2 separate regions of the Homo sapiens genome follow, and region 1 is linked to region 2. A link is a loop called in an ENCODE intact Hi-C map of the cell type or tissue named here. Cell type or tissue: Calu3. All regions are shown on one strand. Links, peaks and the distances in the headings refer to the core of each region. The heading gives the core; the rest is flanking DNA. Region 1 overlaps LINC00836 (long intergenic non-protein coding RNA 836). Region 2 overlaps GPR158 (G protein-coupled receptor 158).

What was found. A loop is a pair of places that touch in the nucleus more often than their neighbours do. Peaks named below come from ENCODE experiments on the same cell type or tissue, not always from the same donor. Only the 100,000 strongest peaks of a DNase experiment are listed, where the experiment ranks them.
Region 1: a loop joins it to region 2, with 11 times the contacts of the local background. A loop is called at or near these places in 4 of 110 quality-filtered maps.

What each region holds. Positions count from the first base shown.
Region 1 is chr10:25,709,935-25,715,321 of GRCh38, reverse strand. The region is part of intron 1 of LINC00836 (long intergenic non-protein coding RNA 836); the gene reads right to left. Among named protein-coding and RNA genes, the nearest start is that of LINC00836, 61 kb to the right of the region's middle. In Calu3, for the core only: no CTCF peak of the experiment used is centred there; no DNase peak of the experiment used is centred there.
Region 2 is chr10:25,519,724-25,525,110 of GRCh38, reverse strand. The region is part of intron 5 of GPR158 (G protein-coupled receptor 158); the gene reads right to left. Among named protein-coding and RNA genes, the nearest start is that of LINC00836, 130 kb to the left of the region's middle. In Calu3, for the core only: no CTCF peak of the experiment used is centred there; a DNase peak (open chromatin) is centred at 1,960.

The DNA.
Region 1 (5,387 bases), core at 213-5,212, 190 kb before region 2:
TGGTTCAATTTGAATTTTTCAGCATCCTGAGAAGAAATATAACTGATATAAATTTTTTCTTTTCTAAATATTTAAAGTGATAAACTTCCCTCTAAGCATTGCACCTCAGATTTTGCTATGTTGTATTTTCTATTGTCATTCAGTTCAAAATATTTTCTAATTTCACCTGTAATTTTTTTAACATCAGTTAGCTTTTTAAAAAATGAAACGTGGACATTTTCTAGATGTTCTTTTCTTATTGGTTTCTGATTTAGGGCCATTATTGGAGAATATAGTCTGTAAAATTGTAATCTTTTAAAATGTATTAAGACTTTTAAAGTCTGATATATGGTCAATAGTGGTTCCATGTACAGCTAAAAGTATTTATATTCTGAACTTGTGTATTAGCTCAGGCTGCCATAAAAATACAATAGACTAGGTGGCTTAAATAAAAGAAATTGGCCGGGTGCAGTGGCTCATGCCTGTAATCCCCACACTTTCAGAGGCCAAGGAGGGCAGATCACCTGAGGTTGGGGGTTTGAGACCAGCCTGGACAACATGGTGAAACCCTGTCTCTACTAAAATACAAAACTTAGCCAGGTGTGGTGGTGCATGCCTGTAATCCCAGCTACTCGTGAGGCTGAGGCAGGAGAATTGCTTCAACCCAGGGAGTGAAGGTTGCAGTGAGCCAAGATTGCGCCATTGCACTCCAGCCTGGCCAACAGAGTGAGACTCCGTCAAAAAAAAAAAAAAAAAAAAAAAAAAAGGAATACATGGATTAGATAGACCTGGAGCCAAAGGAGTTGACCAGCAGTCCCACCTTAACACATGGACAGAGTGTGTGCTGGTTGGTCTCTAAAGTAAAACTGAGGCGCGGGTACTAAGGAATGCAGGCTGTATGGAAAACAGGTGAAAGCCACAGGTGTTCATGACATCTGTACTTTTAACTGTTTTTTTTTTGAAAGAAGATACCTGGATTTCTTCTGTATAAGTAAATAAAATGAGGTTTGGCCATATTAAATAGCTTAGGCTCTTTCTATTCTGATTGCTTCCTCAAAAAACAGCTTGTGTTTTATCTTTATTCTCCTTGCATATAGCACAATTATACTAACCTACTGTAAGCATTCCCTATATTTGTTCAGTCAAAATACAGTCATCCTCTGGTGTCTGTGGGGGGTTCTAGGACCTCCCACGAATACCCAAATCCACAGATGCTCAAGTCCCTTAAATGTAAATTCTACACCATTGTAAAATGTTGTCTTTTTAAGTGTTTATTTGTGGGTGTGTAGACAAAAGGGAAAATAGTAATGTTTGCAAATATGTAGTGTTGCACATAACCTACGCATATCCTCCCAAATCCTCTAAGTCATCTCTAGATTACTTATAATACCTAACACAATGTAAATGCGATGTAAGTAATGGTTATACTTATTGTTTAGGGAATAATGACAAGAAGAAAAAGTCTATATGTAAACAGTACAGGCGAATTTTTTTTTCAAATATTTTTGACCCATGTTTGGTTGAATCCACGGAGGCAGGATGCACCCACATGGAGGAGGATCAACTGTTATCTCATTAAAAAGAATCTTGGCTGGACACAGTGACTCACGCCTATAATCACAGCACTGTGGGAGGCCAAAGTGGGTGGATTACTGGAGGTCAGGAGTTCAAGAACAGCCTGGACAACATGGTGAAACCCCATCTCTACTAAAAATACAAAATCAGCCGGGCATGGTGGCATGTACCTGTAATCCCAGCTACTTGGGAGGCTGAGGCAGGAGAATCGCTTGAACCTGGGAGGCAGAGGTTGCAGTGAGCTGAGATTGTGCCACTGCACTCCAGCCTGGGCAACAAGAGTTAGACTCCGTCTCAATAAATAAATAAATAAATAAATAAATAAATAAATAAATAAATAAAATAATAAAAAAACTTTAATAAAATTGGCCACAAGATGTCCCCACAGCTTTAAAAGATACTTTTTCCATCTAGACAGGCCTTTTCATATTTCAATTGATTGTATGCCCGTAAGAAATCAGTTATTAAACATTCAGAATAGTAGACATCTTCAAACTAGACTTCAAGTAATAGTCCCAAATGCTAAATGTATATTTCTCCTTTAAAGGTTCATATTAAACTATGGTTTCCCTAAATTGCAGGGATTCTTTGAGGCCACCTTGAATTATTATTTATTTATTTATTTATTTATTTATTTTTGAGACAGAATCTCGCTCTTGTTGCACTGGCTGGCGTGCAATGCAATGGCGCGATCTGGACTTACTGCAACCTCTGCCTCCTGGGTTCAAGCGATTCTCCTGCCTCAGCCTCCCCAGTAGCTGGATTTCAGGCACGTGCCACCATGCCCAGCTAATTTTTGTATTTTTAGTGGAGACGGGGTTTCACCATGTTGTCCAGGCTGGTCTAGAACTCCTGACCTCAGGTGATCCACTCGCCTTGGCCTCCCAAAGTGCTGGGATTACAGGCGTGAGCCACCATGCCTGGCCTTGAATTCTTAAGTGAGTGGAAAATGCTACTGCTGTCACATGGTGTTTACAGCTCTATTATGGTCTGTAAAAGCTAATTAAAACTGAAGAAGGGTGAAAGAAAAGTATGTCCTGTCAATGTTTACTGCAAGATAAAAGAGGAATATAAAAATATTGTATTTGTTTTGTTATAAACATGTGCTCTGGAGACTGCTGAGTGAGTCTAGACTGCAATTTTGGAGACTTCCATCACATTTACCAAACACATTGAAATTGGGGTTACTCTGAGCTACCAACAAGGACTGGTTCTCTTCCCTGCGGGTACATTGCAGACACCCAAATCATTACAGGCAGTCTAACTTGTTGCTTCAAGGATCTCTTAAGTGGAAAACATTCTGGAAATAACCTCTAAACATCACGTATACTTGAGTTGGAGGGGCAAAAACAGATAGGCTAGAAGGACTGGAAAGGTTCTAGAGGCAAATTTTTATGATGACATATAGAAGAAGACATACAGGAGAACAAGAGTTTTTCTTTAGTTGACTTAGAAAGTTTTCTTTTTAAAAAATGCTTTTGATTTAATTACTGATTAAGAGTAACATTACAGAAAATATAGTAATCCCCCCTTATCTGACGGTGGTATGTGCCAAGCCCACTAGTGGATGCCTGAAACCATGGATAATGCTGAATGCCATATACATGACTATAGTATGCTATATATACTACTGTATGTTTTTCTCTTATACATGCATACTTATGATAAAGTTTAATTTACAAATTAGGCACAATAAGAAATTAACAACCATAGCTAATAATAAAATAGAACGATTATAACAATATACTGTGATAACATGTATATGAATGTGTTGTCTCTCTCAAAATATCATATTGTACTCTACTTATATATTTTTGGACCGCAGTTGACTGTGGGTAACAGAAACCATGAACAGTGAAACTGTGGACAGAGGAGGAGGCTACTGTGTAGGTACATGTTGACTGAGTCTCTATTTTAAAATGGACAGGATGAGTGATGTGGTTTGGATCTGTGTCCCCACAAAATCTCATGTCAAATTGTAATCCCCAGTGTCGGAGGTGGGTCCCGGTGGGAGGTGATTGGATCAGGGGGGTGAATTTCTCATGAATACTTTAGTACCGTCCCCTTGGTGCTATTCTCATGATGGTGAGTTCTCAGGATACCTTGTTGTTGAAACGTGTGCGGCACCTTCCCCCCACTCTGTCTCGCCCTGCTCCTGCCATGTAAGACGTGACTGCTTCCCTTTGACCTTCTGCTGTGATCATAAGTTTCCTGAGGCCTCCTCAGAAGCTAAGCAGATGCCAGCACCATGCTTCCTGTACAGCCTGTGGAACTGGGAGCCAATGAAACCTCTTTTCTTTATAAATTACCCAGTTTCAGGTATTTCTTTAGAGCAATGTGAGAACAGACTGATACAGTGAGAGACTTAAATGTTCTCATTATTTTTTTTAATCCACTGACAGGTGGTGTTATAGGTTTATATGTGTCCCCTGCTAAATTCATATGTTGAGGTCCTAACTTCCAGTACCTCAAATGGTGACCTTATTTGGAAATAGGGTCATTGCAGATGTAATTAGTTAGATGAGGTCATGCTGGAGTAGGGTGGGCTCTTAATCCAATGTGACTGGTGTTCTTATAAAAAGGGGAAATTTGGACACAGAAATGCACCCAGGGAGAATGACATGTTATTCAGCCGCAAGCCAGGGAACTACCAGAAGCTAGGAGAGAGGTCGAAAACAGATTCTTTCCTAACATCTTCAGAAGGAACCAACCCTGCCAATGCCTTGATCTCCAGGACTATGAGACAATGCATTTCTGCTGTTAAGCATACAGTTTGCAGTGCTTTGTTATGGCAGCCCTAGCAAAATAATGCAGGCAGTAATTGACTTAAGGAACTGGTTCATGTTCATAATAAAACATAAACAGTATGTCGATTGATTATGTTGCTAATTGCCTTTCTTTTTATTGATAGATATCCTCATTTGGTATTTAGTCATTATGTAGCCATGATTTTAATTTAATATTTCCCTGGGAAGCATATGTTAAATAATTTTCTCTAGAGTCATAAGTAGATTTGAGTTTCCAATCCTACTAATTAATACAATTTTAGAATCATCCAGGATATCCACTCTTTTTATAGATGAGGAAATTAAGGTGGAGAGGTTTTAGGACAACACTTATCTACGTCAGAGTTTTCTGTCCCTAAGGAAGTAAAGTGGGAAACTTTGCGTATCTCCTTCATTTTGACTGTTTGCCTCACAATGGAAGGTTAGAGTTTTTAGTCATGGAGGGAAACAGACATAGTCTGGGTACTATTGAAATGTGAGTGATATGGTTTTGCTCTACATCCCCACTCAAATCTCACCTTGAATTGTAGTAATCCCCACGTGTTGTGGGAGAGACCAGGTGGGAGGTAATTGAATCACCAGGACAGGTTTTTCCCATGCTGCTCTTGTAATAGTGAATAAATCTCACGAGATCTGATGATTTTATAAAGGGGAGTTCCCCCGCATAAGCGCTCTCTTTCCTGCTGCCATGCAAGACGTCCCTTGCTCTTCCACCATGATTGTGAGGCCTCCCCAGCCACATGGAACTGTGAGTCAATTAAACTTCTTTTCTTTGTAAATTACTCAGTCTTGGGTATGTCTTTATTAGCAGTGTGAGACCAGACTAATACAGTGAGTGCACTATGAGTGCTATGACAAGCAGAGTGTAGATGAAAGAAGACCTAGAAACCCTGAAACCAAGCTTTTATCAGTGACTTATCTAGAGGCAGCACAGAGCCTCCTTATTGTCATCCAGTCTGTCTGTGTTTGGTGTCTTTCCCTTACCTAAGAGTAGATTGAACTATATTTGGGCTGGGCACGGTGGCTTATGCCTATAATCTCAGCACT
Region 2 (5,387 bases), core at 61-5,060:
TATCTTTTTTATTACAGCCATCCTTGTGGGTGTGAAGTGTTATCACATTGTGGTTTTGATTTGCATTTCCCTAATGAGAAATGATGCTGATCATCTTTTCATATGCTTATTGGCTATCTGTATATATTCTCCAGAGAACTGTCTATTCAGATCCTTTGTCTATTTAGTTGGGTGAATTGTCTTTTTATTATTGAGTTGTAATATTCTGGATATAAGTCCCTTATCAGACATATGACATACAAATATTGTCTCTTATTCTGTGTGCTTTCTTTTAACTTTCTTGGTAGTATAACTTGCAACATAGTTTTTGACTTTGATAAAGATCAACTATGTATTTCATCTTTTGTCACTTGTGATTTTGGTGTCATATCTAAGAAACCATTGCTTACCCCAAGGTCATAAAAATTTATATCTATGTTTCCTTCTAAAAGTTCTACAGTTTTGGCTCTTCCATTTAGGACTCTGAGCTGTTTTGAGTTAAATTTTATATGTGGTATGAACTAGGGATCCAACTCATTATTCTGCTTATGGATATCCAGTTCTTCTAGCATCATTTATTCAAAAGACTATTCTTTCCCCATTGAACATTCTTCACATGCTTATCAATTGACCACAAATGGAAAGATGTATTTTGGAACTCTCTAAATTTTATTCCATTGATCTTCATGTCTGTCTTATCTCAGTACCACATTATCTTGATCAGCACAGCTTTGTAGTAAGTTTGGTGGAAGTAAGGGAGTATGAGTCTTCCAATTTTGTTCTGCTTTTTGAAATTATTTTAGATATTCTGGGCCCCTTGCGTGTCCATATACATTTTAGAACGAGCTTGGAAATTTTAACAAAAAGATAGCTGGGTTTTCATAGGCTTGCACTGGATCTGTGGATCAATCTGGGGAGTACTGCTAACCTATTCAGTTTTCTAATCCATGAGTTCCATTTATGTAGTTCTTGAACGCCTTTTAATGATGTTTTGTAGTTTTCATTGTATAGTCTTGCACTTCTTTTATTAGATTTGTAAATATTTTATTCTTTTTCTAATGGAATTGTTTCATTAATTTCATTTTAGGATTGTTCATTGCTGGTATAAGAAAATTAAATTGCTTTTATATTCTGATCTCGTATTCTGCAACTTTGCTGAACTTATTAGTTCTAAAGATCTTTTTTTTGTGCATTCCTTAGAGTTTTCTCTCTATAAGATCGTTTCATCTGCAAATAGAGACAGTTTTACTTCTTCCTTTCTAAAGTAAAAGCCTTTTTTTTCTTCTTCTTCATTTTCTTGCCTAATTGCTGTGGCTAGAATCTCCAGCACAATGTTGAATAGAAGTTGTAACAGTATAAATCATTGTGTGATTCCTGATCTTAGAGGAGTATTCTACAGATGTCTGCTAGGTCTAGTTGGTTTATACTGTTTCCTTGTTGATCTTCTGTTTAGGTGTTCTATTCATTACAAAAAGTAGGGTACCGAAGTCTCCAAATATTTTGATTAAATTGTCTATTTCTCAGCTACACAGCTTTCTGTAGCAGAAAAACATTAGAATTCGAGGAGTCCAGCTACTGACCAAAACCTATGTCTGATTTTTCAGGCCCAACCACAGGCAATTATAAAAACTTTACCTGGCAAACCTTTTACGGGAACTCTGTCCTCCCCACCTGGTGCACAGTCTTGATGTACTGCAGTTGCTAGAGGGGGCTGCAGTCAAGGACTCAGGCTCCCTGGCTAGCCATGCTCTTACTCATGTCGCATTCCTAGCAGAGCTGTCTCCATCCAAGCCATCCAAGAGTTCTTCCACACAGAGGACCTTAAAGATGTTTTCTTCACTCTGACTCAGTACTCTTCCATTTCTAGCCCTTCTCCCAACCCCTGGATCCACAGGACTTCAGGAGCCTTTTGTTCAGGGCTCCCACTGCAGTGAGACATTCCCCATGCCTGTGTTGACCCATCTGACCCTTGTGCATGGTGCCATCCCATGGGGAAAAATGGAACAGCAGGGAAGACAGCACTTTCTTCAGTTCAGCCTCTTGCTTATACTAAGTGATGAAGGGCTTGACTGTTTCTTCCATTTCGGCTTGTTGCCTTAACCAGTTACTCTGACATCTAGCAGCTCAGCTTCTCCAGTTCAGCTCAGCTCTTGAAAGTACTTTTAAATACAATTTTACTTTTTTTAAGTTTAAAAAAAATAGAAATTGAGATTAATATAACCTTGACATCTGCACACCACACAAATTAATACGTGTATAAATTTTGTTACAATCACTATGGGTCTTTAAAAAACTGAAAACTTTACCCATATTAAGGAGAAGCTTCCTAATTCCCCTTCACAGTCCCATGTCTTCTACTTTCTCTAGAGGCAAGCACTAAAAAGTCTGACATAAAGCCATCCAGTACATGTTTTCTATGTTTGTTCCATTTATATGTATCCATAAATAATATATAAGCGTATTTTGTGAGTTTTCAAACTTGTATGTAAGTAGTCAATTGTGTTTCAGCCTTCTGCAACTCACAGGTCTGTCTTTATAGTGAATTCAATTACATAAATGCAATTTCCTCCAAGGCAAAGTCAAATCCAGATCCCTTTTCTCATTAGTCATTTCCCCCCAACATCTATATCTCATTACCAAAGCCAAAGAGAATTTGATGGAAGTTGGCATTGCCATCAACAGGGTTACAAGGGAAAAGGAGGCCATGACTCTGCTGGAATATCTCTCTTTATAAAAAAGTAAGCCTACAATTTCCTTGAAAACAGGACTCAGATGGATGTCCAGAGCTTTTTAAAAGCAGGCGATTTATTACATTCCCTGACCATGCCAAGCACTGGGAGGGTAACGGGGTTAACAGGAACTAGCTGAAAACGTGGATCTAAATATTTTGGGGAATTTCTCTAAAACTGCCAAGAAATGACAGAAGTGAGAAGTGCTGTTGAGAATACCTATGTCAATACTCTTAACTTACATAGTAAGAAGCTGAGACCCCAAAAGACTAAGTGACTTGTGCTAGGTCACACAACTGGCTACACCAGAATTATAACTCAGTTCTGATCCCTTGTTCTCTGCTTTTTACCCTAATTACTGGTTATTAAACTGGCCTCTGTGGAGACATCTCAGAGGTTATTTATGACAGTCAAAAGAGAAGATCAAGCAAGTGAGTTTCTGGGCCCTTATCTCCTTTCACCCACAGTGCCTCAACTCTGAAAAATTATCATCTTCTTATTGTCTATGTAGGATTCAATGACTACTCCTTCAATACCTTTTGGCAGCAGTTTTCATATAAACTAATATCTGTAGGATTTTTTTCTGCCATTGCTTTCATACCATCAGCAAGATAACAGTCTACTAAAGTCATTTGATGTGTGCTGCATTAGCATGGCCCATGTGCAAGGATGACACACAAATTCATGAAGCGTTCCATGTTTTACTGACCAGCAGCTCTTTCACCCCAGATCTTCCCTCTGACATAGTCTACCAAATGAGAAGAAACTAGAAAAACAATTCTGGTAATATGACAATACAAGGTTCTTTAATGCCCCCAAAAGATCACACTGGCTCACCAGCAATGGATCCAAACCAAGAAGAAATCTCTAAGTTGCCAGAAAAAGAATTCAGGAGGTCAACTATTAAGCTAATCAAGGAGGCACCAGACAAAGGTGAAGTCAAACTTAAATCAATAATATGATGCAAGTTAGGAAGGAAAAAAATCTTCAGTGAAATAGATAACAATAGAGGAGGGAGGAGCCAAGATGGCCGAATAGGAACAGCTCCGGCCTACAGCTCCCAGCGTGAGCGACGCAGAAGACGGGTGATTTCTGCATTTCCATCTGAGGTACCGGGTTCATCTCACTAGGGAGTGCCAGACAGTGGGCGCAGGCCAGTGGGTGCGTGCACCGTGCGCGAGCCGAAGCAGGGCGAGGCATTGCCTCACCTGGGAAGCGCAAGGGGTCAGGGAGTTTCCTTTCCGAGTCAAAGAAAGGGGTGACGGATGCACCTGGAAAATCGGGTCACTCCCGCCCGAATACTGCGCTTTTCCGACGGGCTTAGGAAATGGCGCACCACGAGACTATATCCCACACCTGGCTCGGAGGGTCCTACGCCCACAGAGTCTCGCTGATTGCTAGCACAGCAGTCTGAGATCAAACTGCAAGGCGCCAGCGAGGCTGGGGGAGGGGCGCCCGCCATTGCCCAGGCTTGCTTAGGTAAACAAAGAAGCCGGGAAGCTCCAACTGGGCGGAGCCCACCACAGCTCAAGGAGGCCTGCCTGCCTCTGTAGGCTCCACCTCTGGGGGCAGGGCACAGACAAACAAAAAGACAGCAGTAACCTCTGCTGTCCCTGTCTGACAGCTTTGAAGAGAGCAGTGGTTCTCCCAGCACGCAGCTGCAGATCTGAGAACGGGCAGACTGCCTCCTCAAGCGGGTCCCTGACCCCTGACCCCCGAGCAGCCTAACTGGGAGGCACCCCCCAGCAGGGGCACACTGACACCTCACACGGCAGGGTATTCCAACAGACCTGCAGCTGAGGGTCCTGTCTGTTAGAAGGAAAACTAACAAACAGAAAGGACATCCACACTGAAAACCCATCTGTACATCACCATCATCAAAGACCAAAAGTAGATAAAACCACAAAGATGGGGAAAAAACAGAACAGAAAAACTGGAAACTCTAAAACGCAGAACGCCTCTCCTCCTCCAAAGGAACGCAGTTCCTCACCAGCAACAGAACAAAGCTGGATGGAGAATGACTTTGACGAGCTGAGAGAAGAAGGCTTCAGATGATCAAATTACTCTGAGCTACGGGAGGACATTCAAACCAAAGGCAAAGAAGTTGAAAACTTTGAAAAAAATTTAGAAGAATGTATAACTAGAATAACCAATACAGAGAAGTGCTTAAAGGAGCTGATGGAGCTGAAAACCAAGGCTCGAGAACTACGTGAAGAATGCAGAAGCCTCAGGAGCCGATGCGATCAACTGGAAGAAAGGGTATCAGCAATGGAAGATGAAATGAATGAAATGAAGCGAGAAGGGAAGTTTAGAGAAAAAAGAATAAAAAGAAATGAGCAAAGCCTCCAAGAAATATGGGACTATGTGAAAAGACCAAATCTACGTCTGATTGGTGTACCTGAAAGTGATGCGGAGAATGGAACCAAGTTGGAAAACACTCTGCAGGATATTATCCAGGAGAACTTCCCCAATCTAGCAAGGCAGGCCAACGTTCAGATTCAGGAAATACAGAGAACGCCACAAAGATACTCCTCGAGAGGAGCAACTCCAAGACACATAATTGTCAGATTCACCAAAGTTGAAATGAAGGAAAAAATGTTAAGGGCAGCCAGAGAGAAAGGTCGGGTTACCCTCAAAGGGAAGCCCATCAGACTAACAGCGGATCTCTCAGCAGAAACC